Linked DNA regions of Mus musculus: regions 2, 3 and 4 are each linked to region 1. The links are chromatin loops, found by intact Hi-C in ENCODE. Cell type or tissue: left cerebral cortex. All regions are shown on one strand. Region 1 holds the start of Atad2b (ATPase family, AAA domain containing 2B). Region 2 holds the start of Itsn2 (intersectin 2). Region 3 overlaps Atad2b (ATPase family, AAA domain containing 2B). Region 4 holds the start of Fkbp1b (FK506 binding protein 1b).

The links. Hi-C counts contacts between places; a loop is a spot of excess contacts. Peaks named below come from ENCODE experiments on the same cell type or tissue, not always from the same donor. Only the 100,000 strongest peaks of a DNase experiment are listed, where the experiment ranks them.
Region 2: a loop joins it to region 1, with 4 times the contacts of the local background. A loop is called at or near these places in 3 of 42 quality-filtered maps.
Region 3: a loop joins it to region 1, with 2.9 times the contacts of the local background. A loop is called at or near these places in 4 of 42 quality-filtered maps.
Region 4: it touches region 1 in a loop (3-fold over the local background); 15 of 42 quality-filtered maps call a loop at or near these places.

What each region holds. Positions count from the first base shown.
Region 1 is chr12:4,912,905-4,920,904 of GRCm38, reverse strand. It overlaps Atad2b (ATPase family, AAA domain containing 2B), which reads right to left and starts at 3,552. Exons shown (of 28, transcript NM_001362349.1): 1 at 2,984-3,552. The coding sequence starts at 3,196. In left cerebral cortex, a CTCF peak has its summit at 3,564; DNase peaks (open chromatin) are centred at 2,547, 2,847 and 3,583; H3K4me3 peaks cover 2,605 bases; H3K27ac peaks cover 2,079 bases.
Region 2 is chr12:4,588,278-4,596,277 of GRCm38, reverse strand. Itsn2 (intersectin 2) reads right to left here and starts at 3,270. Exons shown (of 40, transcript NM_001198968.2): 1 at 3,046-3,270. It overlaps Gm3625 (predicted gene 3625), which reads left to right and starts at 2,547. Exons shown (of 1, transcript NR_169069.1): 1 at 2,547-6,483. In left cerebral cortex, no CTCF peak of the experiment used is centred here; DNase peaks (open chromatin) are centred at 2,535, 3,340, 3,991, 7,400 and 1 more place; H3K4me3 peaks cover 2,731 bases; H3K27ac peaks cover 1,662 bases.
Region 3 is chr12:4,968,992-4,976,991 of GRCm38, reverse strand. It overlaps Atad2b (ATPase family, AAA domain containing 2B), which reads right to left. Exons shown (of 28, transcript NM_001362349.1): 15 at 7,550-7,640; 16 at 2,713-3,024. Among named protein-coding and RNA genes, the nearest start is that of Atad2b, 56 kb to the right of the region's middle. In left cerebral cortex, a CTCF peak has its summit at 3,843 (motif pointing right); DNase peaks (open chromatin) are centred at 3,842 and 4,776.
Region 4 is chr12:4,836,060-4,844,059 of GRCm38, reverse strand. Fkbp1b (FK506 binding protein 1b) reads left to right here and starts at 2,487. Exons shown (of 4, transcript NM_016863.4): 1 at 2,487-2,661; 2 at 5,844-5,891. The coding sequence starts at 2,625. Wdcp (WD repeat and coiled coil containing) reads right to left here and starts at 757. Exons shown (of 4, transcript NM_001170858.1): 1 at 609-757. In left cerebral cortex, no CTCF peak of the experiment used is centred here; DNase peaks (open chromatin) are centred at 2,438, 3,905, 4,313, 6,705 and 2 more places; H3K4me3 peaks cover 2,596 bases; H3K27ac peaks cover 1,491 bases.

The DNA of each region.
Region 1 (8,000 bases):
GGTGGCAGTTTTACAGGTTTATCCTTTTTGTTTTAAATTACGTTACTTATTTACATCCAAATCACAGCTTCCCCTAGACAGAGTTGATTGGTTTTTCAGAGACAGGGTTTCTCTGTGTAGCCCTGGCTGTCCTGGAACTCACTTTGTAGACCAGGGCTAGCCTCGAACTCAGAAATTCACCGGCCTCTGCCTCCCAAGTGCCTCCCAAGTGCCGGGATTAAAGGCATGCGCCACCACGCCCAGCTCGATTGGTTGTTTTTTGAGACCGTTTTTACCAGCTATACAGAGAAACCCTGTCTCTAAAAAAATTAAAAAATTAAAAAAAACTAAAAATAAAAGATACTTAAAAAAATCATTTCAATACACACAGAATGCATCTACTTCCCTACATAGACAACACTTAAGAAAAAGTCAAAACTCTAGGAATAACTTTTGGTGCTATGATTTTCTGAGAGAAATGAAGAAATAAGTAAAATGAATGAAATAATTTAAAAATCACGAGACGGGCCGGGCGCGGTGGCGCATGCCTTTAATCCCAACACTCGGGAGTTTTACAGGTTTATCCTTTTTGTTTTAAATTAGGTTACTTATTTATATCCAAAAAAAAAAAAAAAAATCATGAGAAGGGGAGGAAAAAATCAACATAAAATATAGAAAACAGCACATAAGTAGGAAAAAAGGAACTCCTTAAATACTACAAAGAGGAAAGAGCACAAGTCTCACTACATATATAACTGAGCATCTTCTAAAGCCACAAAGTAGCAATCCAACTCCATTGAATCAGGCTTTCCAGACAGGAAAAACTGTCCATGAAAGACCCCCACAGACACAGAGTGTACATTTAAGCTCCAGAAAGGGTGGACTAGAGGAGCTAAATTCCAATAACATAAAGACAAATTAAAGGGCCAGCCACATTCAAATCAATTCACTTCAGAAATACACAAGAAATGCATAACATAAACAATAAATTCAGACCTGTAACTTTTCCTCTTCTACAGGTCCAATAGCTCATAGCATGAAAGTATCTCAAAAACTTCTCAGAGAGCAACTTAGATTCATCATCTGCTATAGCTATAATGTAAATCCCTTTAAGAACGAAAGGGAAATATTTCAAAGTAAATCTTAAGAGCCAACTGTTGCCTGGCGGCTGGCGCACGCCTTTAATGCAGAGGCAGGCGGATTTCTGAGTTAGAGGCCAGCCTGGGCTACAAAGTGAGTTCCAGGACAGCCAGGGCTACACAGAGAAACCCTGTCTCGAAACCCCCCCCCCCCAAAAAAAAAAAGAGCCAAGCCAACTGTTTATGATCTCTTAAAACACTTTAAGAGAGTTCTCAAGATAATGTTTCATTATATCCTTCTAGAAAAACAGTATCTTTCATTCTTCTGGCCATTTAAAAGCTACCAAGTGTTCACTTCTACATTAGACTATTGATTCTTTGCCTTTTAACATCTCCATAACAGCTGCCTGACAAATTACCTCACCTTATTCCTCAGGGGGTGAGGACAGCATGAGATCCCTGAATTCAAAAATGGGACCACAAACTGATCAGTGAGAGATGAGCTAATTGCCTCAGATGAGTTTGACAAGGCTCTAAAGACTAGGCACTCATAGCATGATACAATTACATACTTAGACGCTAAATATTTAATTTGCGCTTTAAGTGTAGAGGACACACTGTTCCTTAAAATTATTTAAGAATGTGATAGCATCAGAAATTTGTACCTTAGGATGGTTTCTGGAGGAAAAAAAAAAACCTCCAGAACACTTAGCTCAACCAAAGAACTCTATACACTCCTAAAAGTCTACTAAATTAAAACAGCTCAAAAATACTTTCCGGATTTCTCACAAAAAAAGATACAATAAATATATTTCATGGCATGGTTGCTGTATATACTAAGCGTATACATAGCATTTCTGTTGTGTATACTAAGATTCATTCTGATTAGTGTCAACACAGAGAAAACGTATAAACAAACCACAACTTTGTAAATCCCTACAAAACCTTGTGTTAAGTTACAAAAATTGTGTGAATTTAAAGGAATATTTTAAATAAAGAACACTGTTCAGTCAAATTACTCTTAGAAAGTTAGCCTCTTTCTAGGCAGAATTAACCCACTCCTTGAATTCAGAACCAATTTCATAGTAACACAAACTTCTCGATGTGCTAGCTTCATGTTTTACACTACAGGTGATAAAAGTTCAGGATCTCAGATCTCATCTCTAAAGAACTAAAGCAACTCTTGCTTCTGCAATTGTACGGACCACAACAACGCTAGTTTGACTTTTGAAAAACATTTCCTTAACAGAAATGTAGAAACCATGTCACGATGGCCATTCGACACGTTTCTTTCTACATACTCCCTTTGTAACTTGAAAGTCCTCTGCTCTCTACAAGAACCTTGGTTAGCTGGCTGGCTCGCCCTACAGCTTACAGCACCGTGTCTGATCTGCCTTGCCTACAGAGGCGTTAAGCGTTGGTTTTGTTTTTAAAGTTGGTGTCAGTGCAGCTACAAACTTTTTTCAGCATCCCTGCCTGCCTGCCTGCCAACTGGAGCTCTGTTCACTTCCTTACCAACTTGAACCACCCCCAAACTAAGTAAACTCAGACAGCGGCAAGAGCTGACACACTTTCAAGAGGGGTTTGACACCGCAGAAAACTTTCACTTCTCTCTTCTCCCCTTCCAAGCCAGGCACTGCAGCCTTAAATTCTTGCTTCCTCTAGAATTCCCTTCTAAAGCCGGGCAAGGACACGGATGGCAGAGCATTCTAATGTCCCCGAAAGGAACCCCAAGAGCCATCTCCCGTGGACTCGAGTGCTGTTCTTTACACAAAAGAACCGGGCCGGCTCAGCTAAGGTGCTGGAGTCGCGGCCCTTCGGCGGCTGCCACCCTCCACCGCACCCGCAAGACGGTCTCCGGCCAGACAAAGCCCGGGCGGCCGGGCCAGCACTTTCAAGCCTCGGCCGTGGGCCGCCGCTCTTACCCGGGCCTCGTCCAGGGCGCCGCCGCTTCCCCCGGCCTTGGCCGCCGGGCAGCTGGCCGCGCGCGTCTTAGAGGAGCGGGTCCGAGAGGAGATGAAATGGCTGCTGCCGCCGGTCGCCCCCGGCTCCGCTCCGGCTCCGGCCCCGGGCCCAGGCCCGGGCCCAGGAGACTTGGACCCGAGAAGGCGCAGAGAGCTCTTCCGGGTGTTCACCATGGTCCAGCCAGGGGGACCGGGTCCACGCCGCGCCCGCCGCTCCCGGGAGAGGCGAGGAAGGCCGGCCCGCCGGCGGGCAGGGGCCAGCGGAGCCTCGCCGGGCCGGCTCGCGTTGCCTCTCCGGGACGCAGGCCCGACAGGCTAGAGCGGAGCAGAAGCCGGCGGCGGCGCGAGGAGGCAGGGAGCGGGAGGCGGAAGCGAGGCTGCAGGCCGGCCGCGCAGACCCTGCGCCCGCTCAGCGGTCCTCAGCGGGAGCCGAGCGGAGCCGCCATGTCTGCCCCTTTCTCTCTCGTTCTCTCTCTATCGAGCTCCGTGCGTCAGGTCTCTGGCGCCGCAGGGCCGACAAGGCCGCTTCTGGACGCGGCCGCTGCGGGGCGCTGCAAGGACGCGCAGCCCTTCCTTCTGCACAGGCCCCGCCTCGACGTGACGTCAGCATCGGCGGGAGGCCTGCGGGGAGGCGCTCTGGGCTGTGAACCCCACAGTGGCCAGCTTTTGCTGCCCTGTCTAGACTGGGGGATGGGCAGAGCCGGCCAGGGCGCAGGATGGGTTTCCGCGTGGAACGTAGTCCGGACCCTTCAACGCCTGGCCAAGACCGAGGACCCCAGATTCCAGACCCCTGCGGTGGCCTGGAGGACGCCAGGAACGGCCGACCAAGCGCGGAGTAGAAGGAATGGAGAGGACGGTGCGGTGCGGAGGGGTTCCAGTTGCCTAGGTACTTTGGGCAAGACCCCTAATGAACTTGGGCTGCACATTGCATGACTGTCCAAATGATAATGGCAATGAATGAAAGAAGTCCCTGCGGTAATCCACGCAAGTTAAACTAAGAAAAAACAACTCTAGGAACTCTGCATCCTTTTTTAAACTCACTATGGAGACCAGGCTAGCCTTGAACTCTGCATTCATCCCAAGCGCCAGGATTAAAGATTTGAACCACTGAACTCAAGTGTTGTTCCCTTTGACTTTAGCCAAGTCTACCGGAGGGATTTTGCAGCATCTTTTATCTCCATCCTACCGGTGTGCAGAATTAAGACAAAACACTTCCAAAGGAAAAAAAGTCAAAGTACTATGTAATTATTAAATTAATGTAATATGGAAAGGTCTGGAATTATAGAGGGAAGAATAAATGTTCATTTCAAAGCATCACAGTTTATCTAAGATAGAGAGCCTAGTCTTTATTTGGGCAGAAATTCCCCTGATTATTACACTAAAAAAGTGAAGAGTGAATAAAGACTAAATAGCTTCATAGTTATAACATTTAGCCATGTAAGACCCCAAACAAAAAATTAATAAGCTTTGTTCAGTCCTCACTATATAGAATGTACAGAGTAGTTGTGTGTATTTATATATATATATATATAAATAAGTAAATAAGTTCAAAGCCAACTTGGTCTACATAGTGAGTTTCAGGACAGGCAGAGCTACATAATGAGACCCTCTGATTCTCAAGAAAGCTCACCAACAAATGGACAAGAGATCAGTAAAGTACAACTGGTGGTAAGAAGCACGAGCCCCTACTTCAAGCAAGGACCTAAGGAACTCCTTTAGAGATACATTCTGAACTACAAAATGAGGGGAAATACATCAAAGAAAGAAAGAAAGAAAGAAAGAAAGAAAGAAAGAAAGAAAGAAAGAAAGAAAGGAAGGAAGAAAGGAAGGAAGAAAGAAAGAAAAGAAAAGAAGGAAGAAAGAAAGAAAGAAAGAAAGAAAGAAGGAAGGAGGGAAGAAAGAAAGAAAGAAAGAAAGAAAGAAAGAAAAGAAGGAAGAAAGAAGGAAGGAAGAAAGAAAGAAAGAAGGAAGAAAGAAAGAAAGAAAGAAAGAGGAAGCAGGCATGGAGAGCATAGGGCACAGCTGTCTGTACTAGAGAAAAAAAATAAGTCAATAAAATACTTTTTAAACTTTATTTAAAACTATATACAAATAAGACTTGGGGATATAGTGTAATGGCAAAACACATGACTATACCGTATAACCCTCTCCCACGCCTGTCAAAGTAGCACAATAAAAAGAAAAAAATTACACCCGTTCAAAAGATACTAAGTTTGCTTCCTTTTAGGAACTACCAAAAGCTAAACCCTAGAGGGAACTTAGGCAGAGTTTTAAACTTCACTTCTGTTTTCAGCATATTTGTCCTATCCAAGGGAAATCAGAACCTCTATTTTGAGAGATTTTAAAAAAAATTATTTAAAAAATTTAAAGAAGCCGGGCGTGGTGGCGCACGCCTTTGATCCCAGCACTCGGGAGGCAGAGGCAGGCGGATTTCTGAGTTCGAGGCCAGCCTGGTCTACAAAGTGAGCTCCAGGACAGCCAGGGCTACACAGAGAAACCCTGTCTCGAAAAAAAAAAAAAATTTAAAGAAAAATCCCTGAGCCAAGACAGCTTTTATGTATATGAGCACATCATCCTTGTCTTCAGACACACCAGAAGAAGGCATCGGATCCCATTACAGGTGGTCATGAGCCACCAAGTGGTTGCTGGGAATTGAATTCAGGACCTCTGGAAGAGCAGTCAGTGCTCTTAACCGCTGAGCAATCATCTCTCCAGCCTTACAGCTTCTGTTTTAAAGCCAGCCTAGACTAGCGCAGCAAGTTGAAGGTCATCCTGGGCTACACTGCAAGATCCTGTCTGAGAGAGAGACAGAGAGAAAAGTGTATCTGGGCAAGTGCTCTTACACTGACCTTCACTCTTGCAATTTGTTTTATTGTCCTGACAAGATCTTACTAAGTTGCCCAGGCTAGCTCTGCACAAACTTGTAACCTTAGTATTTTGGTCTCCTTGGCAACTGAGGTTACTTATAAACATGTACCACCCTGATGACTATAAAAAAAAAATTTTAACAAATAATGTTAGGACAATTGGATATATGTTATGCATAAAATCTCTTTATTACTATCTCATGTATAAAGATTAACTTTAAATTGATTAGAGGCATACATAAAGCTGTGTAGTGGATTGGTCTGATGCTACTGTGTATTTTAATGCTAAATACTTGCTCCCAAGATCTGGTTGCCTCTGATGAGCAGGAGCAGATGTTATGTAAACCTTGCTCCCGGATTTAACTGGTCAACAAAAGACTACAGCCTGTGATTGGGTAAAGGGAGAAAGATGGGACTTGAGGATTAAGTGAGAGTTCTCAGGAGAGACCGAAGGGAGAAGAAAGGGCACGGAGGTGGAAAAGTCTAACATGAGAGGAGATGGGCCATGAGCACTTGGCCAGGAAAAACAGCAAGTAGCAAGGGACACATGGCTAGGAAATAAGTCAGAATAGCTCCAAACCAGCCCAACCTAGGCTTATGGGTTATAAATAAAATACCTGCATTGTGTGTCTTTTATACAGGCTCGCTAGAATGTTTTATTCCTGTTAACAAAGCTGTTAATTTTTTAACTCAAAAATTTTATAATCATAGGGTAAGAAGACTCCGGGGGAGGAGGGGGGGAGGGGAGAGAGACATTTCTCAAAAAAGACATAAAATATTCTATAAAAGAAAAGATGATGATTTTTATGATTTTTTATGTAAATAAAAAAATATTTAAAATCATCTTTTATTTAAATTAAAAAGATGATTTTTTTATGTAAATAAAAAATTATTTTTTGTTTGTTGACACAGGTTTCTCTGTGTAGCCCTCCCTGGCTGTCCTGGAACTCACTCTGTAGACCAGGCTAGCCTTGAACTCAGAAATCTGCCTGTTTCTGCCTCCCAGGTGCTGGGATTAAAGGTGTCAGGCATCCTTTTTTCCCCCCTTTTAAAAAGGAACCAAGCAGTGGTGGCGCATGCCTGTAATCCCAACACTTGGGAGATATATATATATATATATATAAATGTAAAGTGGGCAGTGGTGGCATACCCTTTTAATACCAGCTCTCAGGAGGCAGAGGCAGGTGGATCTTTTAGTATGAGTTTAGCCTGGTCTACAGATTAAGTTCCAGGACAGCCAAGGCTACACAGAGAAACTCTATCTTGAACAAAAGAGAGAGAGGGAGGGAGGAGAGGAGAGGAGAGAAGAAAAGAGAGAAGAGAGGAGAAGAGAAGAAAGAAAAATGTAATAGTTGATGTTTTTAGAGATGGGGTTTCACTGTGTAGCCAATGCTGTCCTTAAACTCCTAATCTTTAGGCCTTAGATTCTCAAGTACTAGGACTACAGTGTGTGGCACTGTGCTCAGGTATGGTTAATCATTGTCTATTTGATTGCACTTGGATCCTGATGGTTCTGATCTAATCAAGGGTTTAATCTACTAATAGACTACAATTTGAATGGACTTTTGTGAAGTGGCAGAGCTCTAGAATGTAAGGGCTGGCTTTAAGTTGCTGGGGGTCATGCCATCTTGGCTCCTTCTTGTTACTCTCTGTGCTTCCCCCAAGACATGAGCAGCTTCAGTCTGCCACACAGTCTTGCTGCCCTGATGTTCTGCCTCACCCAGACCCACAGCAACCAGCTAAGGCGACCATGAACCTTTGAGATCATGAGCCAAAATGAATCATTGCTCTCCTAAGTTGATTTTCCTAGGTGTTTGTCATCTGATGAATCAACACAAATTAGCAATGGCAATGTCTTCAAAAGAGTATTTCCAGTGGAGGAGAAGCATACTCCAAGGCTGTAAGGCATTCCTCGGGGAAGATCTGACCCTGAGTTAGTAAGTATGAGATGCCATCCAACAGACTATTTCTAAGCTTGATGCATGTGAAGAAACACTAAATTACAAGGCAAAATTTATGACGTGAAACACGAGATTTGTGTGTTGTCCGGTATGTTTCCTAGCCATGCATAACTTAAATTTGCAAAATTAAAAATTCTGGATGGGGTGGAC
Region 2 (8,000 bases), 320 kb after region 1:
TCCCGTCCTAATGACAAGTACAAAGCCTTGCCTATTTAGATCTCTCACGTTTGTTCTCTCTCAACACTAGCCTCTTCCAAGTTAAGTCCACTTCGAGCTGCAAAGAATTTAACTATCTGAGTCCAAAGGCACTGAAGTGATGATCCAAAGTAGTAGAAATGAAGGGAACTACAGAGGAAGACTCTTGTAATGCATTTTTTAGCCTTCTCATATGGCTCATTTTGATGTTGATTAAAAACTGAACACCAAAAGAAAAGGCTATTTTCTACAGTAATTAGAATAAATCACAAACCTAAGAGAGACAGCACCACAGAGAGGACGACAGACTAATTAGCTTGAGATTTCTCACTGAAGGAAGCAGGCTGGGATGATAGCAGGTAACACTTACTGGGCACTTATGCTAGGCACAGCAACTAAGCACTTTATATTACATACAACACTATGAAATGGGGACTATCATTATCCCTGTTTTAAAGATGAAGAAGAAACAGAAATTGGAGAATTAAAGAAACTTGCTTAAGGTCATACAACTATTTGGAACTAGAGCTGAGGTAGGAGGTCTAACTAGAGAGCCTATACTTTTATCCAACAGAGTTGTAAACATGTACTCAATTTTTATTAAACCAGACCTTTCCTCAAATGAATATGCATTGACCATGAAAAGGATTCAGAAAACATAAGCCAGGTGGTTAAATACAACAAATTAAGTGTCTCCCATCTGGTAGTAACTCCCTGATTGTCCGCCATAATCACAGTTGAATAGCTGTACAGTAAATAACAGAGTTTTATTCAGTGTCTTGATATGGCTGACAGTATATAACAACGTTATTTAGTGTCTTCATATGGCTGTGAAACTGCCCTTTAATTGAACCTCTCAAAACACTGCAAATGAAATACGTTGCACTCTTAGAGTTATGAAAATACATTATTTCTCGGTCTATTCACTGTTATTTCTGTTCAGTTTCCTCCCCCATTTCCTCTGTGCCTCATATCCTTTAAGCCCCATTCAGTTCCTCTTTCTCAAGAATACCTACATGCACGTTCTACCCCGGAGGGTGTGTCAATGTGCAACCACTGTAAAAGAGCCAAGTATAAATACATTTTAGATGTATGTTCAGCTTTAGATCTATGCAATTGCAGAAAGAGCTTAGGTGCTGAAGTTAAAAGAATTCTAAACTGAAACAAGACACTTGTTCTTACTAGCTCCGAGACCTAGAGCAGTCAGTTAAAAGTTAACATTTTACTTATCTATCTGATGGGAGGACATTACTTACAAGGCCTTCATGTGCTTTAAATAAGTATATAAAACACTGAGCATAGTGTTTTATATACTTATTTAAATATAATATTAGTAAGTGCTCTATAAATGACCACCATGGGAGATACACTGTGATACTAAAGGAAGTTTAGTGGGTGATGCACAATACATATTTTTTTATCAGAAGGATGGAACTCTGTGAAACTCTAGATTGAAGATGAATCAAAACTAAATATCTTGAGATTTCATGCCCCTGGTAGCAGACAGCATGCTGAGAATATGTAAAATGGTCGTTTTACTCCTTAATACACACACACACACACACACACACACACCTCTAAAATTTCTAAGATTATATAAAAAAATGTCCACTTTGTATAGGATAAAATGACCAAAATAAATTCTTGAAAAATTCTCTAAGTTTGGGCAAAAGGTGTGTGTTACTCTGTTTTTGTAAAAATGCATTTTTAAAGTACAAATCCAATCCCCTGAATGTACATATCTCCTCACACTCAGGAAATATCGGGATTTGAGCCTTTGGATATGTTGAACATTTTTTTAACTTCGTTAAATGGTTACCAGCATTACTTGGAACAGCAGCAGCACACCAGTCATAAGAATAACCGCCAACGTAATGGCAAGCACATAACTGAATTTTGCAGGCCTCCCATCAACTTGTATAAATGTTGTAGGCCATGTTTCTAGATTGCTTTTAGGTTTTAGCACTGGATGACAATACAGCAAACCGTGAAAGGGAAGTTAGCAATTTCTCAAAGGCTTAAGCACCTAGTTTGGCCTCCAGTCTGTACTACCTAAACTAAGCTAACAACACAAAATTCCAAGTGACACCTTGCGTCCCCTGAGGAAGTAGGAAACGCCGTGAAACAGACAAGAAGCACGGAGTACGGCAGTAATTTCTGTGTCAACTTGAATTCCTATTGTAAAGTAGCTGGGTCTATCCAAAATGTTCCTGTTCGTTATGAATGCAAGTTTCAAATGAGTGTATTTGCCACGGACAATCACTGAATAACACAGAGCATGACCAATACCTGCAAACAGTGTCTTTCAGCAGAATGAAACTTGCAGCCTCGGTTTACCTACTCACTATGCACTTGTAGGTGCCTCTTCTCCCTTAAATAAGCAGTGAACTTTGGCTACAGAGACTCCTCGCTGTGCTTCCTATATATACCCTAGAAATGCATAATGCAGAAGTCAGCGCTTAACAGTTCTCAACTTTAGCTGTTATAACGCGAGCAGTGGACGCCAAGCATCCGCCCACTGTCCTCTCGTGACTCCGGCTACTTTGACGCACCGGGATGCGGCTCACCTGACACTCTGCAGCAACCCTGACCAAGGAGGAAAAAGAAAAGAAAGGAAGAAAGAAAGAAAAGAAAAGTCAACTAAGCCAAAATAAAATAGGTCCCCAAGGCAACGCGCACCCAGCCCAGATGCCCCTAAGGAAAGCCCGGAACCCGGTCGCCACCAGCGATAGGCGGAGGCCGTCACCTGCCAAGCGAGGCCGCGGCAAGGGGCCCGGGCTTCCCGGCCTCTGAGAGGAGCGGCCCGCCCGCCCCGCGGCGGAGGCAGGAACCCCGGGGCCGGAGGTTTCCGCCCGGCACGGCCGTCCTCGGCCGGGGCCTAGGGCGGGGGCCGCACGCGCTTCCGAGGACTGAACCCGGCGGTGCGCGGCGCGCAGCCCCCTCTGCCCGGCCCGTGGAACCCCGGGGGCGGCGGCGGCCGCACCTGCCCCGCGCCCCTCGGCCGCGCCGACGGGCGGCTTCACCCACCTGGCGCCTCGCGCACGTCCCGGCGCGACCCCGCGCGCTCCTCGACACCGGCGCGTGGGCGCGGCCAAGCTCCGGGAAGACCCTGCCGTGCCGCGGCCGCCGCCGCCGGGTCAGTCGTCAGGCCGGCCGCAGCGAACCTGTTGCGCAGCCTGTCACGGCTGCTGGGCTCTCAGCCGGCGCCGCCTCAGCCCCACAACAACATGGCGGCCGCGGCCTCCGCAGGAAGCCGGGGGGCGGGGAGGCGAGCGACGGGCGGGCAGTGACGGCCCGCCCGCCTAGCCGCGGGACACCTACTCCTCACCGTGGGGAGCGTGACACTGCGTGGCGCTCCTCCTCGCCCCCGGAACCGTGGAAGGCGTGGGCCGAAATGCTTCTCCTCCCGCCAGGTCCCGAAGCTCCGCGGCTGACAGCCCTTCCAGGAGCTGCCAAGACCCCCCACCTGGCTCCTCCTCTTCGAGGTGACTTGCCGGGGACTGGGTGGGACATTTCCTGCCACAGGACCCTAAGGTTTTGGAAAGGGCCAAGAGATGTCCAGGACATCCCCGTTGGACCACACATGGAGCTTGCTGTCTCTCAAGCTGGAACCTTCTTATTCACTGAAGGTCTCTTCGTTAACATGTGAGCAAGCCTTTCCTGAGAATGGGGAAGTTAGAGGTGCAAAGGAGTTGCCTCCACCTTTGCTGCAGATCCTTCTCAAGGACTCTCCTTAAAGGATTTTACCACACCCAAGAGTTAGCTGTCCATTCACCATCACACACACACACACACACACAGAGAGAGAGAGAGAGAGAGAGAAAGAGAGAGAGACAGAGACACAGAGACAGAGACAGAGACAGAGACTGAGAAAAAGCATCCCTCTGTTCACACACAAGAGCAAGCTCATGACAGACAGGAAGACCGTCCCGGACTTTTCTGCTTGCAGAAGCTAAACATCCTTACCCATCTAATAGGAGAAACTCATACTTAGAACTTATTTCTATTCTGTGGTTTCCTCACTCAAATCACCATTCTTTATCTGCTGTTTGACAGAGGCAACAGCACCCCCTGGACAAAAAAAAAGCTTTCTTAAGGTTGAGGATGAGGAAATGATGGTCCCTAATGGGCAAAATGGGAGTGTAAGGTTTCCATGGAAGGAAGTGTACTGAGATGCAAAACTCATAACGTAAACTGGTGCGTGCCTGTAACCCCTGCACACAGAGAACGAGTCGCATCAGTCTGACTGCTGAGAAGGATTGTGAATTTGAGGTCAGTCTAGGCTATATAAAAATTGTTTTTTAAAAATCCCATAAATAAATGGATGTTTTCAAACATTAGTATCCCTATGATTTCAATTGAAATGTGAGAGATATGTGTAGATCAGATGACCCCAGGCTTCACTGACCCCTGTTGGGGCTGATGCAGATAGAAAGTCTGACTTGAAAGAGATTGCGGAGATGCTCAGGGCCAACTGAACTGGACAACCAACTCTTAGGAGGAATTTAGCAAACATTGATGGTGATAAACAGGGTTTTCTTGCTCTCACGGTGTTTTCTTAACTCTTCAATTAGCCCTTGGCTTGCATTTTGGTGTTCGGGACTTGGTAACATTCACCTTGCCTTCTTTCTGTTGAGGTTGCTGGATCCTTGAGAGGAGGGCGGTGGGACGCAGGTGCATTTAAAGGCCTCCCTTGAAGAAACTGCAGAGCTATCAGAAATTGGAGTTCTGTATGTCTGCCTGCAGTATCCCAAACACTAAGTCAACAACTTGGGATTTTTTTTGTTTGGTTTTAGGGTTTTTTTTTGGGGGGGGGGGATGGTCTCTCTGTATAGCCTTGGCTGTCTTAGAACTCTCTTTGTAGACCAGGCTGGCCTCAGAGTCACAGTGATCTGCCTGCCTTTGTCTCCCAAGTGCTGATAATTCCAGTTTCTATTCAGAACTTGAGATCAATCTATCCTGTCACAATGTAGAGTATGAGGGCCTCCTCTAGCCTAGCTTCTCTTATACATACATATGCGATTCTGGAATAAATCTGGACTTACTTAGTGGATATAAGTAATGAGGGAAGAAAAGAAATGAAGGATTCTCAGATTGCTGGGCAGGCCTTGCTAACAGTAGTTCTTTCTGTTCAGCAAGCTAAATGGAATTTTGGAGGCTGGCAAACACAGAAGCAACCCAAGAAATGTTCTTGCTGCCTTTAGATCTTTCTTTCCCTACTTATGCAAAAACAGTCCTTTTTGTCGTTTTTGATTTTTGTTTTTAGGCTTGCAAAACCCTTCTTCTCTCCTTGTGTCTTCTTTAGCCAAATACCAGAGCACTCAGTGTCCAGCAAAAACTTCAGCACCTGAAATAGTCAGTCATTTCTCTCCACCCAGAATTCTCGTCATCCTCAGTCTTTAGGAATTTATGATTCAGGTAGGTGATGTAGCAACCCTCCCAGTTCATTCCTCCATTCATGGGCTGGTCTTGAAACTCTACCTGTGAATTCCCTCAGAATTTCCCAGATCTGACTGTCATTTGTTTACCTCTAGCATGGACTGTAGATGAATAACAAGCCCTACCTAATTCAGAGACGTTCTGTCAATTCCCTAAAAGATTAGTAGTTGGTGTAGCGTGAAAAGCTTAGGGAGCAGGGAAGTAAACTATGCATATCATATTTCTCCCTTTCTGCCAAATCTAGGATAGGCTCTTAGGCCATTACTATAAACCAAGGTTTTACCATGGGGACCCCTAACCACAAGCTCTTTTCCTTTCATGCTCCTTCCAGCCTTATAGATCCTGTTTTTAAAGACCCCATTCTTCATCCAAAAACCTCCCAGCCTGTCTTCAAAAGAAGACTATGATGGTAAGGACAGGCTAGAATAGACAGAAGGAAAATATGCAGATTTCAACCATAGTGTAAGGTAAATATTATATAGGAAACTGTGTGAACCAGGGGCTTGTCTTTTACATAAGACCTTTACCACTAATAGACTGCCTATGGCAATGCTATGTATAACCTTAGTTTTAAATAAATAATTTATAAGGAAATTAAGAGGCTATGGCCAACAGAAACCATACTGATTTGTCCAGATATTTGTTACTTCTGGTATTCTTCATTCTTTCCTAAGGACCAGAGTTTCCATTTATAATTCCCTTTAAGTAACTTTCTTTAGTGTTTAAAGCTATAGTGCAGGTCTATTTGCTACAAATTTTTATATTTTATATGAAAACGTAGATGTTACTTGCTTTCATATTTGCATGTAGATTTACATCCATGGATGTAAAAGAATGGGTTGAAATAAATGAGGTGGCTCAGTGAATAAAAGCACCCACTGCCACTCCTGATGACTTGAGTTTGCTCTCTGGGTCTCGAGGATGGAAGGAGAAAATCAACCTGCAAGTTCTCCTGTAACTCCCACCTCTACAGCCCTGTGCCCTGTATAATAACAAGTACATGCTAAATAAAATGTAAAACTCTAAGCTGCCACTCCCCTCCTTCTCACTGAATATTTAACTGTTTGGTATCCTCATTAAATATGTGCCAACAGTGTAACTGTGCTCCACTGCAGAGCACCAAAGCCCTGCTCTGCCACCCCCACCCCCCCATGCCCAGGACATCTGAGGACATGAGTACTGGGAAAATGGACCTGTTTAAAGTCATTTTTGGGGTTTTTGTTTGCTTGTTTGTTTTTTTGTCTTTCTTTGGTAGGAGCTTGCTCATGTCCCCTGTTAGCTAAGGCATCTATTTTAGTGGCTTATAAGAAAAAAATGGAACCTAGGCATTTCTCCTATATTCTCTCTCTTCCGAGAAATGGATAAAAGGTGAAGTTTTCCCTTTCTCAGTTCCTTTTTCCTTTCAAAACTTAGAATGAACTACTGACAATAGTGATTAAGGCTTGAAGATTTAAAGTCAAATCAATCTAGGAAACCAGGTTGAGGTTGACCTATTATAACAGGGTGATACACATGATGAAACGTAGGTCAGGGTAGTGAGTTCAAGGCCCACGAAGAGGTCTAGGCCTTCCATGAGATGTCTTTGTCATGTCACTAATTGGATTGTTTGTTTTTACAAAATTAAAAGTTACTAAGAACCTCACATGTTCCTAGTTCCTAACCATAGTCAACAGGACAAACTGATCTTTAGGTTAGCTTCTCCACTCGACCTACAGACCCTTTTTAGAGTATAGAGTAGAGTAGAAACAAGTGAAAACAGGAATGGCTTAGAGGAGGGGGTGGGAGGGGGAATCTCCAACTGTAGCATTGGCAGAGTATTACCACTTTCAGGCTGCTGGTGTTGTGGCTGCTGGTGTTGTATATATATAACTTGAGATGCTGGCTTAAATCCGGATGGTACTGGAAAGGCAGTGCCAGGCAAGCTGGGGAGGGAAGTCAGCCCAGACTTGGTTCTGTGCCAGCACTGTAGGGTGGAACCAAAGGCCGGAAAGCTCTGACCAGGGTGTGCTCATTCATGACTGACGCACCAGGGCCTTCCAGTCTGGCAGGTGTAGCTCAGAGAATGGGAATCCAGTGTGTATTCAAGAGTCAGACATGGTTCCAGTCTGGCATGTATCCCCAGCTGTCTGCTTATGTCACTGTTTCTGTCTACAGATAGACTAGATACCAGATGACTTCTTATAATAACCTAACTAATAATATAGCCCTTTGCACTAGGTAGGACTTTTTTTTTTTTTTTTTTTTTTACCATTTTAGTTTTTCTTTTTTGTGGTGCTGCAAATGGAACCCGGGATCTTATACTAACTGTGTTCCATCACGGAACTGTATTTCCCACTCCTGAGTTTCTGTTTGTGATCATCTAACCTGGATGGCCTTGTAAAAAGGAGAGGTCAAAACCAGGCTTCACCTTATATTTGAGAATTTTCTCATGCCTAGTTTAGATTTTCTTTTGCCCCTTTACCTAAAAAACAAAAACAACAAAAAACAACAACAACAACAAAAACCATAAGCCTTGCTGTTCTGCATTCAGATAGCAGCAATGT
Region 3 (8,000 bases), 56 kb before region 1:
AAGGTGAGGGAAAAGAAGAAGAAAAGAGAGAAGGAGGGAAGGAGGGAAGGAGGGAGAAAGGGAAGAACTATATCATATATTTCTAAAACAGAAGAATAGGATGCTGTATAAAGATAAGGCACAGGGCTAGGGGGATGGCTCCGTGGTTAAAGTGCTTACCATGAGTGCAGATCTCCAGAACCCACAGAGACACCATGTAAGCATGGCAGCCCTCCTACAATCTCAGTCTTGAAAAGCAGAAACAAAACTCACAGAGCAAGCTGGCTACTCAGTCAGGGAAACAGGCGACATACAAGGAAGGATAGTTGCTGACATCAGCTCCATGTTCACAAAGTACACTCACCTAGACGCATGTGCACCCACACACAGGACATACACATGGCCAACAAACACACAAAAATCAAACAGAAGAAAATGAGGAGGCACAGAATGATACAAGTAAGAAGAGTTACAGTGGCCTTTAAAAGCTAAATACTTAGTAAATATTTATTTGAGAAATAACAGAAAATCTCTTAGGTGATAATGTCACAAACAAGGAAAGAATACAGGTCTATGGAAAAAATATTAACGAATAAAACAAACTGGAAAATACATATAAAGTAATGAAAGACAAGAATTTACAACTTGAATAAAATGTAGTTGTTATCCCACTAATACATGCAACTTAGTTTTGTTGCCTGAAGTAAAGTATACTTTGCAATTACAAAAATAAAAGTATATGAAGAGAACAATGCCATAAAATGGAAACTCTCAAATGAAGAAAAAGAATATCAAAAATCTCTCACAATAGGTAATTCTTCATTTTACATTCTGATCACAGTACCCCTTCCATGGGCCCTCCCCACTGTGCCATCTTCTTCATATCTGAAAAGAGGGAGGTCCCCCCTGGATACCAACCACCCTAGCACATCAAGTCACTGCAGAACTAAGCCCATCCTCTCCCACTGAGGCCAGCCAAGACAGCCCAGTTAGAGGAGCAGGATCCACAGGCAGGCAGCAGTCAGGGACAGCCCCTGCTCCAGTTGCTGGGGGACCCACACAAAAAGTAAGCTGAGTGTCTGCATCACATGGATGGAGGGCCTAGGTCCAGCCCTTGTATGTTCTTTGGTTGGTGGTTCAGTCTCTGGACCCCGAGGGTCCAGCAGTTGACTCCGTTGGTCTGCCTGGGGAGTCCCTGCATTGTCTAAAGAAGCAAATCATTTTGTTTTTTGTTTTTTATTGAAAGTTTTAGATAAAGATATTTATATGTGTGTTCCCAGTTATAAAAATCATAGATAAGCTAGGGTGATGACTCCTATCTGTAATAGTGTACTCAGGAGAGTAAGACAGGAGGATTGTTATAAGTTTAACTATCAACCAGTGCTATATAATGATTTCCAGAGTGAAACTGTCTCAGAAAAGAAAGACAAAGAACGTACCTATCACAGATAAAAACACACACAAATCACAGCACAGAGCCTGATTCATAGATATGCTCAGGAATAGTTGTCCACACCCTACCTGTCAAAAAAACCTTAAGGAACAAAGAGTTCTATGTAAAGTTTTCCTTTAAAGAAAATTAGTCTTTGAAAAAATATATTTATAATGACAGTCAAATTGAATAATATTCATGATTCACTGAATATACTCATTTGATATTCATTAGACAACATCAATGAATTTTAATGTTGCTATAATTCTCTGAACAATTTTCTATTTGTTATAAGCTACACACTAAGTAAAGAGAGTATTAAGATAAATTTAAAATAATCAAAACACACTATCTCATGCCAGGCACGTGGCTTTAATCCCAGGTAGAGAGAGAAGCAGGCAAAATGCCCAGGCCAGCTAGGAATACACAGTGAAACCCTGTGTTAAACCAACAAAAAAATAAAACCCTCACTACTTCACCTTCAAATTTCATGGGTCTTACTTGATTTCAACATAAACCTAAACTTTTTGGGGGGGTTGGGGGAGATGAAACAAGGTTTCCTGTTGTCCTGCTGACCTAGCCCTCAAAAGATGACGTGAAACTTCTGATCTTGCATCTTCCGCCTCTCCAGTGGTACAGGCGTGCACCATCATGTCCAGCTGACACAGAACTGAGAGCTGAATCAGGACCTCAGGCAAGGTAGACAAGCATGCCTCTCACTAACTTATATCTCCAGCAGAATTTTTTTTTCCTCATGAAAATGTGATTTTTAGGATAATGTTCTGATTTCATCTCAGGTCCAAATTACAGGCCCGGGCTTAATGAAATCTATAACTATGGACAATTAGGCTGGACGTTACTCCCTTACCTACAGCTCATTTTCATTTTCATCGGCACAAATGAAGAGTGCTCTGTCAACATCATCAAAATGAGCTGACTGTACAGAAGCGTCCGAACAAAGCACGGCCGGGGCAGGCAAGCTCCCTGGGCTTGAGTCGGCCTCCAATCTTACTGAGTGACCTCGCATAACCAAAGTGCTCAATCTCCTCAAAACTCATAGAACTTTGATATGGATTCATGAATGATAAATTAGGCACTTTATAATAAATAAGCAATTATTACTATAGTCTACTTTCTAACATCCTCCATATTAAGAGTGAATAAACATTCACCAGGCAACACCATTTACAGACAACATGTGAGTTCTGAAATATTCAGTGATGAGTGAAATAAAGTTCTAATTAATCTTATGAAGAAATGTTTTTCTTATTTTCACAATACAAAAAAGTAGTTTACAGTACCTTCTTTCTTGTCACTCTGGCTAGTTTCTGCATGAGGAAATATTTTTTGCAGGACTGCTAAGATGTTGTTGAAACTTCTTTCTAGCAATGGCCTTATAATGGGGGACAGCGCCTGTCCTGAAGACATCACAGCACGTTGGGAAGCAGGCACGATGTTCTGCATGGCATGGTAGAAGTCGTGGGCGCTGAGCACTATTGAGGTGACATCCAGCTGCAGCTTGTGGCTGCTGGCATAGATCTGAGGGTAGCGCCTCCGCAGGGCAGTCAGGGCGGCTTCTGTACACAGGGCCTTGATGTCAGCTCCACAGTAGCCTAATGCACAAAACGAGAAAAGGAACAAAATTAATTCTTCCGAAGATCACTCTGGTTTCATAATACATACATTTCTATCTAAAATAATCAGTAATCATTGGCAAAATTGAAATGAATCCTTTAAAATCACCTAACAAAACTGACTAAAAATGTTCTAAGTATTTTAAATTATCAAAAACATAAGCTAATAACATTAACACAAAAAGTCCTGTATTGTGTGTCAAAAACCACTGACTGCGATGCACAGCTTTCTTCAGGGCAAGTTTTCAAAGAATTACTGCTACATTTCAATCTTTCATAACTAATCTTAATCTAGACTTTATCCTCACACTATACCACTATGCAACATTCTTCATCTTTCTTTGATTTTATTTTGAGACCAAATCTCACTAAATTGCCCAGGCCTCCTGCCCTGGCGTGCTGAGTACCTATGACTACAGGTGTGTGTCACCTCTCCTGGCTTATTTTTTCTAATATTACTAACTTCCTAAATACATATGAAAAAGTGATACAAAGGTATTATATATAAGGAGAATCTTCAAAAACTTATAATTTACCATCAGACCTGAGCATAGCACAATAGTCATTAACAAGTTGAAAAGCACTGTAACTTAATGTTGTAATTAGACTATTGTTTCCCACACTGACTCTCATTACTTACCTACTTACTTCTGCAAAACATACATTTACAAAAATGATCTACTAGAAACTCATGTCACAAAAGGGAAAAACAAACCAAAACCTTCAGATTAGCCAAAGACTGTCTTTTACTATCAGCAACTAAATTAAACTTCACTTGGGCACCCTTATCAGTTGCACCAGCAGGGGGAGCCACTTGAACAAGTTATAGAACATTATGCCCTAAACTTAGGGATCACTATTGAGTTGTCTTCCTCTTTATACTTCATGTTGACTTTATGATACTTATAAATACCAAAATAAAAATGATTACAAAAGGAAAAAATGACTCGTGAGTTTATAATCTGAGAATTTGCCTTAAAAACTATAAACAGATTAAAGAAATATTATAACAATCTAACTCCCAAATAATTCTTCAGAATAACTATGTTTATCATTAGTCTTCTATTTTATACTTCTCCATTAATAAATTTTTAAGTACATTTTTCTTTGACATACAGTTTTTATATTACTTCAACAAAATGAGTACAGAACACTTGTATAACATTATAAAGTAGAAAATAATCACAAGAACATGAATTTTGTAAGATAAAAATAAACTACCATCATCAAATAAGAACCATACTTATATTCCCGGTAAATATCTGCACAGTGAATGGACACGCAGTGGTCCTCTTTACAACAGCTGCTCAAGTTAACAAGAAAAGCTCAGAGGCTGGTGAGATACAACAGCAACTATAGAAGTACTCATAAATCCTCCAGGAACATAAGGCAGTATATTTGCCATAGTAACATGTTAATTATATACAATGGCAATACGCTATTCATTCTTTCCTAATTGAGTCCACAAGATTGACTTTATTAACAATATCAGAATCCATTTTCTAAAGAAAATTTTCAGTGGGTAATCACAATTACTAGACAAAAAAAAAAAAGCAGACAATATTGTCTTTATCTGCTTGTGCGAAATTAACTGGCCTGTATCTATGGTTCTCAATTTTAAAAACTCATCAGAATGAATGCAAACTCCCAGGCTCCACAACAGTGAGTCACTCTCTGAGAGTTTAAAATTTTAAGTATGTATTTTGAGAAAAATTTAGAAATTCCTCTGATGCACAAAAAAGTTGAGAACCATTCACTTGCTTCTATATGCTTCACTGGATTCAAACACTGAACACAGTACACCAGAACGGCAATGCTCTGGGTGAACACTGGCCCTCCCTCAGGGGCTCTTGTCCTGCTCTAAGTGATAGCACACCTTGTACTCTCACAGTGTTCTAGTTTAGGAAACAGAGGATGCTGACAGAAGAAACAACCTTAAAAGTTAAACGTTTACGTTCTTGTTTTTAAAGCATCCTTTTTCAAAACCCACATTCACCATTCCTAAACAATGCTCTACTGGACACCAACAGACTGAAGAAACATGGTTCTTTCATGTTACTATTAGGTTATAATTTTGTTTGTTTGTTTGTTGGTTGGTTGGTTGGTTGGTTGGTTGGTTGGTTTTTCCAGACAGGGTTTCTCTGTGTAGCCCTGGCTGTCCTGGAACTCACTCTGTAGACCAGGCTGGCCTCGAACTCAGAAATCCGCCTGCCTCTGCCTCCCGAGTGCTGGGATTAAAGGCATGCACCACCCCCGCCCGGCTAGGTTATAATTTTTGTAAAGATTGAAAATATAACTATAAAGGGTTAGGTTAGAAAAAAGGATCAATATTTTTATGAGGATTTCTTTAGAAAAATTACAAACAAAATGAAAGCCCCAAATACAGATATTTCATAGACATGTTTTCGTTGTTTTAAGCCTCTCACTGAAAATAAACAGAAAACATTAGATAATCCGTTTTATTAATTGTAAGCTATTTTTTGTATAAATGTTGACACCAGCTTTTTATGAAATTTCTTTATTACTTAAAAAGAATACCTGATATGCATGCAAAAGCCTCCAAGGTATCTCAAGTCAAAGTCCATAGCCTATAAAAGGCCAACTATCCTTGCAGATATTCACCAAGACTGCATAATCTTTGTTAGGCATAAATCCCACTGAACTGAAACCATACATGTTAAAACATATTTGAGGTATATAGTAATATTCAAAATAAATTTAAAATAGTAGTTCTAATAGGACAGTAGTTCTATTCCTACTTGAAGATCTGCATTTGACCATTCTTAACATGAACTGGTTTCTTAAATGAAATCAATGCCATAACTGAACACACAACCATTTAATTTCACTGGAATTTTATTTAACTCTCCAAAAAGCCAATGGTATATAAACATATCTCATACATACTGCCACCCCACAAAAAGAGGAAAAGCAAGAGAAGTTTCAGTCCAGTAAGAAATTACATTGTAAATGTCTTTTAAAGACCAACTGCATGCTAAAGTAAGTCACTTGGAAAAGTGCAGAATACTGACTGACCTTTTGAAACACATATGAAAACTGAAACTCAAATATTAAGATAAAGAATTAAACTTCAGTGTGTAACATTTCAGATGAAAGGCAGGGTAATAGAAAGTTATTTTAGAATAGCTAGGGATTTCTCACTTCTTGAAGACAACTATGAACTTCAACTAAGGCTCATCCTGTGACAGATTCACAGAAAAATCTACAAAAGCTCCCAGTCTGATCTGAACTCTAATACCATAATATGATAAATAAAGGGGAGAGGGATCAAAAAGGAAAGACTGGGTTCTGTTTTGTTTTGTTTCGTTTTAACCAAGTACCACCCTCTCCCATAAAGCAGCACAAGGCTTTGCAAAGATCAAGCCAATGTACATGAAATGGGTCTGGCGCATGCTCTCTTATACCAGGCAAAGCTTAAATTGGGGTAGTGCTGGAGAGATTTACGTTTTCTCCTCACCAGAAGATGTCGAGGTCTTTGTGGTTCAAAAGCTGAGGGATGCTGCTTCGGAGATGGAAGTCCCTGTGGATGAAGAGGATAATTCGGATGTAGCTAACTGAATGGACTAATGTTCTATTTAAGTTTTAATTATTTGATAGTGGATCACAATGAAATTTTTTTTAACTAAGTTGATGTTTTTGGTTTTGGTAACTTTGAAGTTTTCCCAAGTAGATATCATTAATGGATTTATTTGAGGGATTTCTTCATAATGCTTAAAATATTCATGGAGATAGGTAGTTTTTTATTTGTTTTTTATATTTTGCAGAGTATGGGGAAAAAAAACCATGAAATGGGTTTAGTGCATGCTCTCTTGCCAGGAAGAAGGAAGAATGAGGGAACTTTCCTTTGTGTACATTCAGTTACTACTAACCTCCTATTTCAGACCTAATTAGAAGAGAGAAAGCCTCGAATTCCATCTCCTGTGGTTATCAGTGCTCTCATCCTCTTAGAACATCAATGGTTATTTATTCTGTGGGTGACATTTTTCTACTGTGATGTATTTAAATTAAGTTGAAAAGTTTTATATTTGAGGCAAATAGCAGTAAGGATTTTCTTTGCTGGCCCCTCCCACCCAGCTCTCTCTAGACTGCAGGAACAGAGCTGAGCCCGACAGCTCTATCCAGGACGCATGGGAGGCCACAGTGCTCATCCACATGGGCCTTTTCTCTTATGCTTGTCTTTCTTAGTAACATTTCTGAGAAGGGATAATTCCTAAGAGGAGACTGTAGTAATATGAAGGATGTTCAGCATTCAATGAAACCCATGTGACTTCTAAGCTTTGTTCACCAAACACCTCACATGATGAGAATTCAATCCATGAAACTTTAAGTGAAACGATTGTATAACTTTTAAATATGAATTCAGAGCCGTCTATCACACAGTTAAAGACATACAACTGTACTCATTCACATTTCAACATAAAGGGAAAGGCACACGGAGTAGGACAAGCAGAGACAGGCGAAGAGTTCAAATAGGAGCACTCACCAACACATTTTTCTGCCAATTCTCCTAAAAATGCATCAGACAGTTTTGGGTTCCAGTCCCTGGTGTGGATCTGCAAGATGTGCTTTCTGGCCTAAGAAGAAGAGTACAGCGGCGTAAGACAGCACCAACTTCTCATGGGTTTGCTGTAACAAATTCTGACTGTAACCCCACACTAAGCTGTTCTCTGTTTTAAAAGAATTTTAAACACCTTGGCATTCACATCAACCTGTTTGTTATAAAACCTAAGATTTTGGGGGCTGGAGAGATGGTTCAGCAGTCAAGAGCACTGGCTGCTCTTCCAGAGGTCCTGAGTTCAATTCCCAGCAACCACACGGTGGCTCACAACCATGTAATGGAATCTGATGCCCTCTTCAGGTGTGTCTGAAGACAGTGACAGTGTGCTCACATATATACATAAAAAGAAAACTTAAAAACAGAAACAAAAACCCTA
Region 4 (8,000 bases), 77 kb after region 1:
AACCAACTCACAAAAGTTGTCCTATGACTTCCAGCTATGCACCAAAGCAAGTGCACGTGCGTGCGCAAACGCTGAGGCGGGCGCGCGGGCGCAGGCACACACACACACACACACACACACACACTGCCTCGAGTCCAGCTAGGTCTAGGCTAGCACTGATTGCAAAATGACACCCAGTCTCAAAAAGACCAAACCAGATAAAAACCAAACCAAAACCAAAACTCCCCATCTAGCTTCCCAGAAGGATGAGAGACGTGAGACAGAGATACTGGCAACAGCTTAACTGATCATCCCGTTAGAGCCTCCTGGAATTAACCAAAAGCTCGGCTATTATCATTTGTAATTTAAACCAAGTTCTTAGTTCGGTTTGTTCAAACATCTCAAAGTTCGTAGGCGACTTTAACTTACTACAAACAAGGCTATATTCCTTAAGCTCTATTACCAGAAGTATCACTCGTGTATCCCAAGGGCACTTGTTAAAACCCACACCGTGAGCTTGCTTCTACTGCAGCCTGGTCCTCTTCCAACTCTCCCTCAACTTCTCCCCACGCCTACATCCCTGGGCCTGAAGTGCCACCCACTTCACACACACACACACAACGAAATACCTTAGTCTTCTGCCTCCCCGTCCCACACGTAAAATCCCGGGGCCGCTCACGTCACAGGACCGGGAATCAGAAGTCCCGGGCACCTAACGGAAGCCTCGGCCTTTGGACCTCGGAGATGCCTCTAGACTATTGGCTATTGAGTGCGTCACGTTAGCGGCGGGTCCTTCCGATGGCCATTAAGCGCGGGCTTTGCCGCAAGTGTTTCTGGGAGTTGTAGTTCCCGCGAAATCACCGCCCGAAAATCTTCACAATACACCTCAAGTGCTTCAACCTCTTTTCCCACGCAGGTCTCAACTGTTCTCTTAGAAGTGGTTGGCAAGAGCCGGGCGTGGTGGCACACGCCTTTAATCCCAGCACTTGGGAGGCAGAGGCAGGCAGATTTCTGAGTTCTAGGCCAGCCTGGTCTACAGAGTGAGTTCCAGGACAGCCAGGGCTATACAGAGAAAAAAAAAATTGGTTGGCAAGAGGGAATCGGAATTCTACAGTCAACATGTGTAAAAAGTTAGTGTTTAGTTTAGAGGGGAGTCAAGAACTCCACATTTAAAAATCCCATAAAATATCACTCCCAAAATGTAAATACATCCGTTTACCTGAAGCCAGCCTCGTAGGCCTGCCCAAGTAGCAGATCTGTTCTACCCCGATCTCAAAGTACCTGCCCAAGGCCATAACCAGTAGGGGGGTGAGGGTCAGGGTTGGAGGGTGGGGTGTCTTAAGCTTTTTTGTTTGTTTGTTTGCCTTAAGCCCTGACGACTCTAGGGCACACACACGGGTTTTTTTCTGATCCTAACGTGCACAGTACCGTAAACCAGCTTTTCTGAGCACCAACTTTAGTCCTTGTATCCTGGCAAGCTAGTATCTGCGAGCTAGCCACTTGGAAGAGTGGAGATGGAGAAACTGAGGAAAATGCGTCAAGTTCCAGTTCTGGGCCTTTGAATAAATAGGTCCTTCTCCCATACTCACCTCCCATTGGCTCTTGTCAGAAACAAATTCAGATCTGTGCAACGGGTGTAGAAAAGATGGGGGTGGGGGGCATTTCTTAAAGTCTCCTTCAGCCTTCAAGCAAATGTTTTCTCCTCCCAATGTATCTTCCTAGGGGCCATGGACGTAACCTCTGTTAGCTTAGCGTGAGTGAACAGGCCCTGGCTTCCCTGGATTCAAGTCCCAGGACCAAGGAAGCGGAATTCGGATTGGGGAAGGACAAAAGTATCTTTTTAGATCCTGGTTTGGTTTGGGTAGAGGTAAAAGAATTCATTCATTCCTTCTATAGCATTCACCATTCAGGCTGTCGCTGTATCTTCAGCACAGAGCTGATCCTCCTTTAATTCAGTTGGAATCCCCAGGGAGCAGTCCTTTACCTTGAAAGGTGAGACCTCCAATACATATACCTGCTGTAAAACTTTGAGGAATGATGAATGTGGTCTTAAGGTGGTTGAGGAAAATTCGTCAATAATTGGTTTCTTCCCTTCGCCGGCTCTGCTCCAATAGATTCGGGAAGCCTAACCCGGGTAGGTATCAGTCTCGGGTGCTTCCGTTTTACTCTGAACCCCACGGCACTGAGCACACGTATTTAAAGAGTTAGTTTAATTACCGACTTTCTCCTAGTCTGTAGGATTGAGTGGACTCCCTGGGGCTTTGCACCCTGTAGGTGCTAAATAAATATACACTGAGTGGATAGATGTGTGGATGTGCTAGTGCCGGCACGCCTCGCTCACCCTGCCTCCCCTTTCAGCCAGTGGGTTAATGGTGGTTAGTCTGGCCAGGATCCGGAGCAGCCACGTCAGGGTCGCTTCCCTCGGGCTCCGCCCCGGCCGACCCCACCTTGTCGCACAGCTCCACCCCGCCGCCCCCTTCCCGGCGGCCCCTCCCCGCGCAGGTCCTGACTCCAGCCGCACCTCCTCCGGCTCTGCAGTGGCGGCAAGAAGGCGAGCGGGAGTGCCTGCGGGGTCCGCGCCAGAGCGGAGCCGGGGTCGGGGCAGCCGCGAGGACCCCCTTGGAGGCGGGGCCTGTGGGACCGTGATGGGCGTGGAGATCGAGACCATCTCCCCAGGAGACGGTACCGGGCGGCTGGGCCCGGGAGGAGGAGGGGTCCCGGGGCGGAGTCCGCGGGCTGGGATCTGATTCCGAGGTGGCTCCGGGGACCTGAAGCGGGGAGAGGGTCAAAGATGCGGGCGACAGGAGGAGACCTCCTTCCCCGATTCTTGTGGGTTTCAGAGGACAACGCACCATCCCATTCTGCGCCCGCTCACCTTGGGGAGTGAAGGCGGCCACCTTAGGGCAAGGGGGTTATGTCCAGCCACTGTCCTAGGCTGCGGCTGCTATCTCCTGAGCTGCAACCTCTCGATTAACCGCTGCTACTGACTTCCCAGGTTTGAATTTCTGTTCCGTTTTTCCTGTTCGGTTCCAGGGATGATCTCGCTTTGGGGGTTCCTGCTGTACAGAGAAACCCCTCCTATTGCACCACACCTCCCCGCCCCTCTTGTCTGGAGGCCCCCAGGGCTGGGCAGTGGTTAGTTGTGGAGAGAGCCAATTTGGGAGCCTGCCACTCCTTTGGCTGCTTCTGCTTCCTATTTCACCCTCCCGGTCCTACTCACCCTTCCTGGTCATCTGCCCTCTACCATGCCCTCCTCAGTCAAAACCCAGCCTTCGGACCTGCTGCTTGATCCTCCTGGGGGGTCCATGGTGCCGGGTCAGCCAGGTCAAAACAACTCGCGTTCCATAATTTGGTTCATCGCCCCACCCCACCCCCTCCTCCCAGTCTATCTATCTCTGGGTTCCCTGTCTCACCAAGTTTCCTCAACTATTTAGAAAACTGGGTGTATTCAACATATTCAAGGAGTAGCTATTTCTTAAGCAAAATTTAATCCAGACCAAAAGCCACCCCCAAGGTCCAGAGTGTTTAACAAGCAAACTTGCTGTTGGATATTATTGGCATGCTCCTTCGCAGGGAGTTAAAGGGCTTCTTGGTTACAAACCGAGGGCTTCCTGGAAGTACCCGATACTGCCCAGATCACTCCTTGCAGATACACGTTTCTTCCCAGGCCTTGTCACCCACACAGCCTCTGAGCTGTCTCCCCATCTTCGTTCTCCCCGCCTTCCATTTGACTTCCGTTCTCAGTCCCCTCATTTTTCTCACAGGTCCCCTAAAATGCAGAGCTTTAAGGGCCCCTCCCTCAGGAAGAAAATCATTAAAAGACTCTTCCCCCTACTTCTGCAAGCAGCTGCCCTCTTGGTGATTGCTAGGGCGGGAGGGATCCACACTGGCACTTCCTCTTTCGATACTTACTATCCATGCATCCACAACCAACTTCACCAAGCCACTTGTGAGTTGTTAAACAAACCACTCATTTAGCAGATATTTATGGAACGTGTACACTGTGTGCTGGACCTAGGGTTACAGGATGGAACCAATGGGCTCTCACTGTGACTGGACTCTAGGACCCTAAGGATTTGTGTGTTTCCTGGTGGAACCCTTGTGCTTGCTAGGCACCTGCTGTACATGAGCTACATCCCAACTCTGGATTCCAGGTTTCGAGCATGTCTTACAACTAATTCTATTTCCCAGGTCCCTTTACTTCTCCAGACAGACGCCCACCCATCTTTTAACAGCCAATTTAACTGTTTTCTGTGGGGCTTTCTCTGGCTTCCTTTGGTAGGCTCCTACAGTCCACTAACCGCTGACTGTGTTGTTATGTTCCCAAGCTCCTAATCCAGTCTCATAGCTTTCTATTCCACCCAGTTTGTTTATCCAGGGTTGGCTCTGCATCTGCCTCTGTGCAGTAAAAACTTGCATGTCTAATGGGCAGCTCAAGATTGCCACCCTCACAAATCTGTTCCTTTCCAGTTTTCTCATCTCTCAGAACAGCTCTACCACCTTCCGGTTACCCAAACCCTAATCCTTTCCCACCATTCAATGGTGAGATGGGGAGTGGGCTCCTTCCTCTCATCCACTTGCATGCCCTTGTCAGCCCTGCTTCCAAAACGTATCTCTAATCTATTTCACTCTCTTCTCTGCTAATTCATGCAACCATTGATTTCTTGTCTAGACTATAGCAACAGATGTCTAACCATCCATCCCACACTCGGGAGCTAGAGTGATCTTATAAAATCTTAATTCAGATTAGGTCATTTCCATGCTTTTAAACCCATCAGTGGTTTCCAATTGCATTTAGTATGGGACCCATCTCTGCACGCTGCGTGGTGCATCACTGTCATGTTCCTCTCCTCCATCTCACCCTCTTCCTTCCTATTCTGAAAGTGCACCAATCTTTTCCTGCTTCATGGTCTTTTGAGTTGGTTCCTTCTTAAGCAGCAGCTCAAACCTCATCTTCTTCAAAATGCCTTCCTGGCTCACCCTTTCTGAAATTGCCAGCTCTCTGTGTCTCTCTGAAATTCATCAGTGTTCATTTTCTTTAAAGGATTTATCACCATCTGTAATGATCATATTTATGTGAGCATTGTCTCCTTCCATTAGAATGTAAACCAGAGAAATGGCTCAGTGGCTAAGAGCTCTAGCTATGCATGAAGACTTGAGCCTGAATCTCCTCACTCATCCAAAAAAGCTAGGTGTGACATACACACACACACACCCCACTCCATTGCACCCCACATGACCATCCCATGTACACAAAAGAAAGAAGGTAGACCCTAGAAGAGCAGGGCTCCTGTCTTTATTGTTCTCCGATGTATCTCTGATATGAGGGCACAGGCCTGGTCATTATTGATTTCTTGTTAATGATATTCATCTTTGATGTAATCATGACTCTATAGCAATCTGAGATTTAGGTTTGTGCTTCTCTTCTTCACGGGTTCATATATTACTCTCTGTCTCTGGTCATCTGACACACAGTAGGCTATTCATGATTCTGGTCTAGCACGTAGTAGGCTATTCCTGAACACTTGTAAAATAGATGAAAGTAAGGGAGTAATTTTAGACTAGGAAATTGAGACCAGTAGCATCAAGTTCAAATACAAACCAGAAAGGAGACATTATTAGTTTGGGTTTGTTGGTTGGTTGGCTTTTTGGTTTTGTTTTGTTTTGTTAGTTTTGTTTTGACAAGGTCTCTCTATAGCCTTGGTTGTCCTGGAACTCACTATGTAGACCAGGCTGGCCTCAAATACACAGAGATCCGCCTGCCTCTGCCTCCTCAGTGCTGGGATTAAAGGCCACCACCGCCGCCCATCTTGGTGAGCTTTTCTAATACCTAACGTTTCATCTGCTTTAATCTCTCCTAACAGGAAGGACATTCCCTAAGAAGGGTCAGATATGTGTGGTGCACTACACAGGTAGGTTTCATTCTCTCAGCACTGGCCCAGGCCTGCCCCTCCCAAGGCAGGGCTGTCCTATAAGCTTCCTCAAGAGGATCTTGTCCATGGATTGCCCTCAAAGCCCAAAGTTGCCCATGACCACTTTTACTTTTTCCTTACCCACAAAGACCACCTATGGTACCAGCCTCCGAGAAAGTCAAACACCTCCAGTTTTACTACCTGTTACTCTGAACTTTCTTTTCCTGTCTGATGTTTCAGACTTATTCTGGAAGGTCTGAGCACCCTCAAAATCCCCTTTTATCCTATTTTTCCTCTTTTGTGCCTTCCCACCTCCACTGCAGTGAGAGGGATGGGGTTAGTGGCTGCATTGTCTCCAGGTGCTGGGAGAATCCAGAGGTAGTTGCTCCAAGTCTACTGTCCCTTCTTGAATGATGTGTTTGAAGACCCAGGGACCAAGGGACAGTCTATACTTATTTAGTTTATCTTATGTGTATGGATGCTTTGGCTGCATGTGTGCCGCATGTGTGCCTGGTGGAGGTGAGAGATGTCGGATCCCCTGGTACTGGAGTTCTGGATGTTTATGATCCACCATGTGGGTGCTGGGAACTGAAGTGGGGTGCTTTGGGGAAAGCAACAAGTGCTCTTAAATGCTGAGCCATCTCCCTCCTCCCGGCCCCCAGGAACATTCTAGATGAGTTCTTTAGGACTGCTGGCAGGAAGATTACTGGCAGGTGTTTGCTCTAAGAGGTGTGAGTTCTCTGCCTTGTGACTCGCTTCCTAATGTGGCAAACTCTATGGGTGACAGCCATTTAGCATACAGCAAGGCCAGCTTAATTCCTGGGACATATTCAGATGGGGCCATTTTTAGCAGTTCTCTAGGCCAGTGTGAAGCACCAGATTGGTTCTAGCAGATGACATGGCTGGTTTTTTTAACAGTTGTATCTCCAGCCGCTGATGTCAGCACAGGAGGGCTGTTTTACCTCCTAGTGATGTGGCCTAATTGCCCTGGGGCCTCTGGAGCCTCCGACCAGGGTAATTGATTTATCTGTTCTACGTGTTGTGGGCAGACCATTGTTTATCCAGTTAATGAAACCAAAGATCCTTCTGCAGAGTTTCCCGACACTGTATGCACTGAGCAGGCAGGGTGTGTTAAAGGAATCAGCTTACAAGTGGCTCTGCTTTTGGAGACCTTGTCTTGTCAAATACAGCAGGAGACTGTGTTTAGGAAGCTTCTAGTAACCTTTTAAAGAAGTAAATATAAGCTGGGCTGCTGGCCCACGCCTATAATCCCGTCACTTGGGAGTGGGAAGAAGAGGATCCAAAGTTCAAGGCCAACCTTGGCTGCATAGTGAGTTTGTGTGTCTAGTCCTGCTTAGGCTGGAAGAGGACATTAGATCCTCTGAAACTGGAATTACAAACAGTTGAGAACTGCCGTGTGGTGGCAGGAATTGAACTGAGGTCCTCTGCAGGACCTTGGCAAGGTCCTCTGGCCTTGCCATTAGTCTTTTAATAGTATCCTTTGAGCAGAAGTTCTTCATTTTTCGTAGTGATGTCATACTAGTCAGTCTTCACGCTTACATACTTTTCTGTGTTCACTTAAAGGAGTCTTTCACTCTATTGTGAAGATACTCGTGTATTCATGTTTATTTATCACATAGTAGAAATGGTGGTGGTGGTGTTTCGTTTTCTTTTCTTTTTTTTATTGTTTTGTTATTTGAGACACGGTCCCAGGTGACTGAGGTTGGCTTTGAATTTGTCCTATAGTCAAGGCTAGCCTTGAACTCCTGGTCCTCCTGCGTCCAGCTGAATCTTGGGATTACAGTGCATACCATCATGCCTAGCTACTTTGTAGAAATTCTGAATGGTAGGATGCCTACTACTCCCTTATTATTTTTATTTTATTATTCATATTTAGGTCTAGGATTCATCTAGAATTGATTCTTATGTTTAGAGGTGCTAGAGGTTTAAGTTCAGTTTTTCCCCAATGTGGATATAGGTTCAATCCAGCAATGTTAATCCAAAAAGCCATCCTTTACTTGTTGTATTAAAGAAACATCTTTGCAAAAGAAGTCAACATATTTATGTAGGCCTGTTTCTGGATTATGTAGCTTTGTCTGAAATCACAGC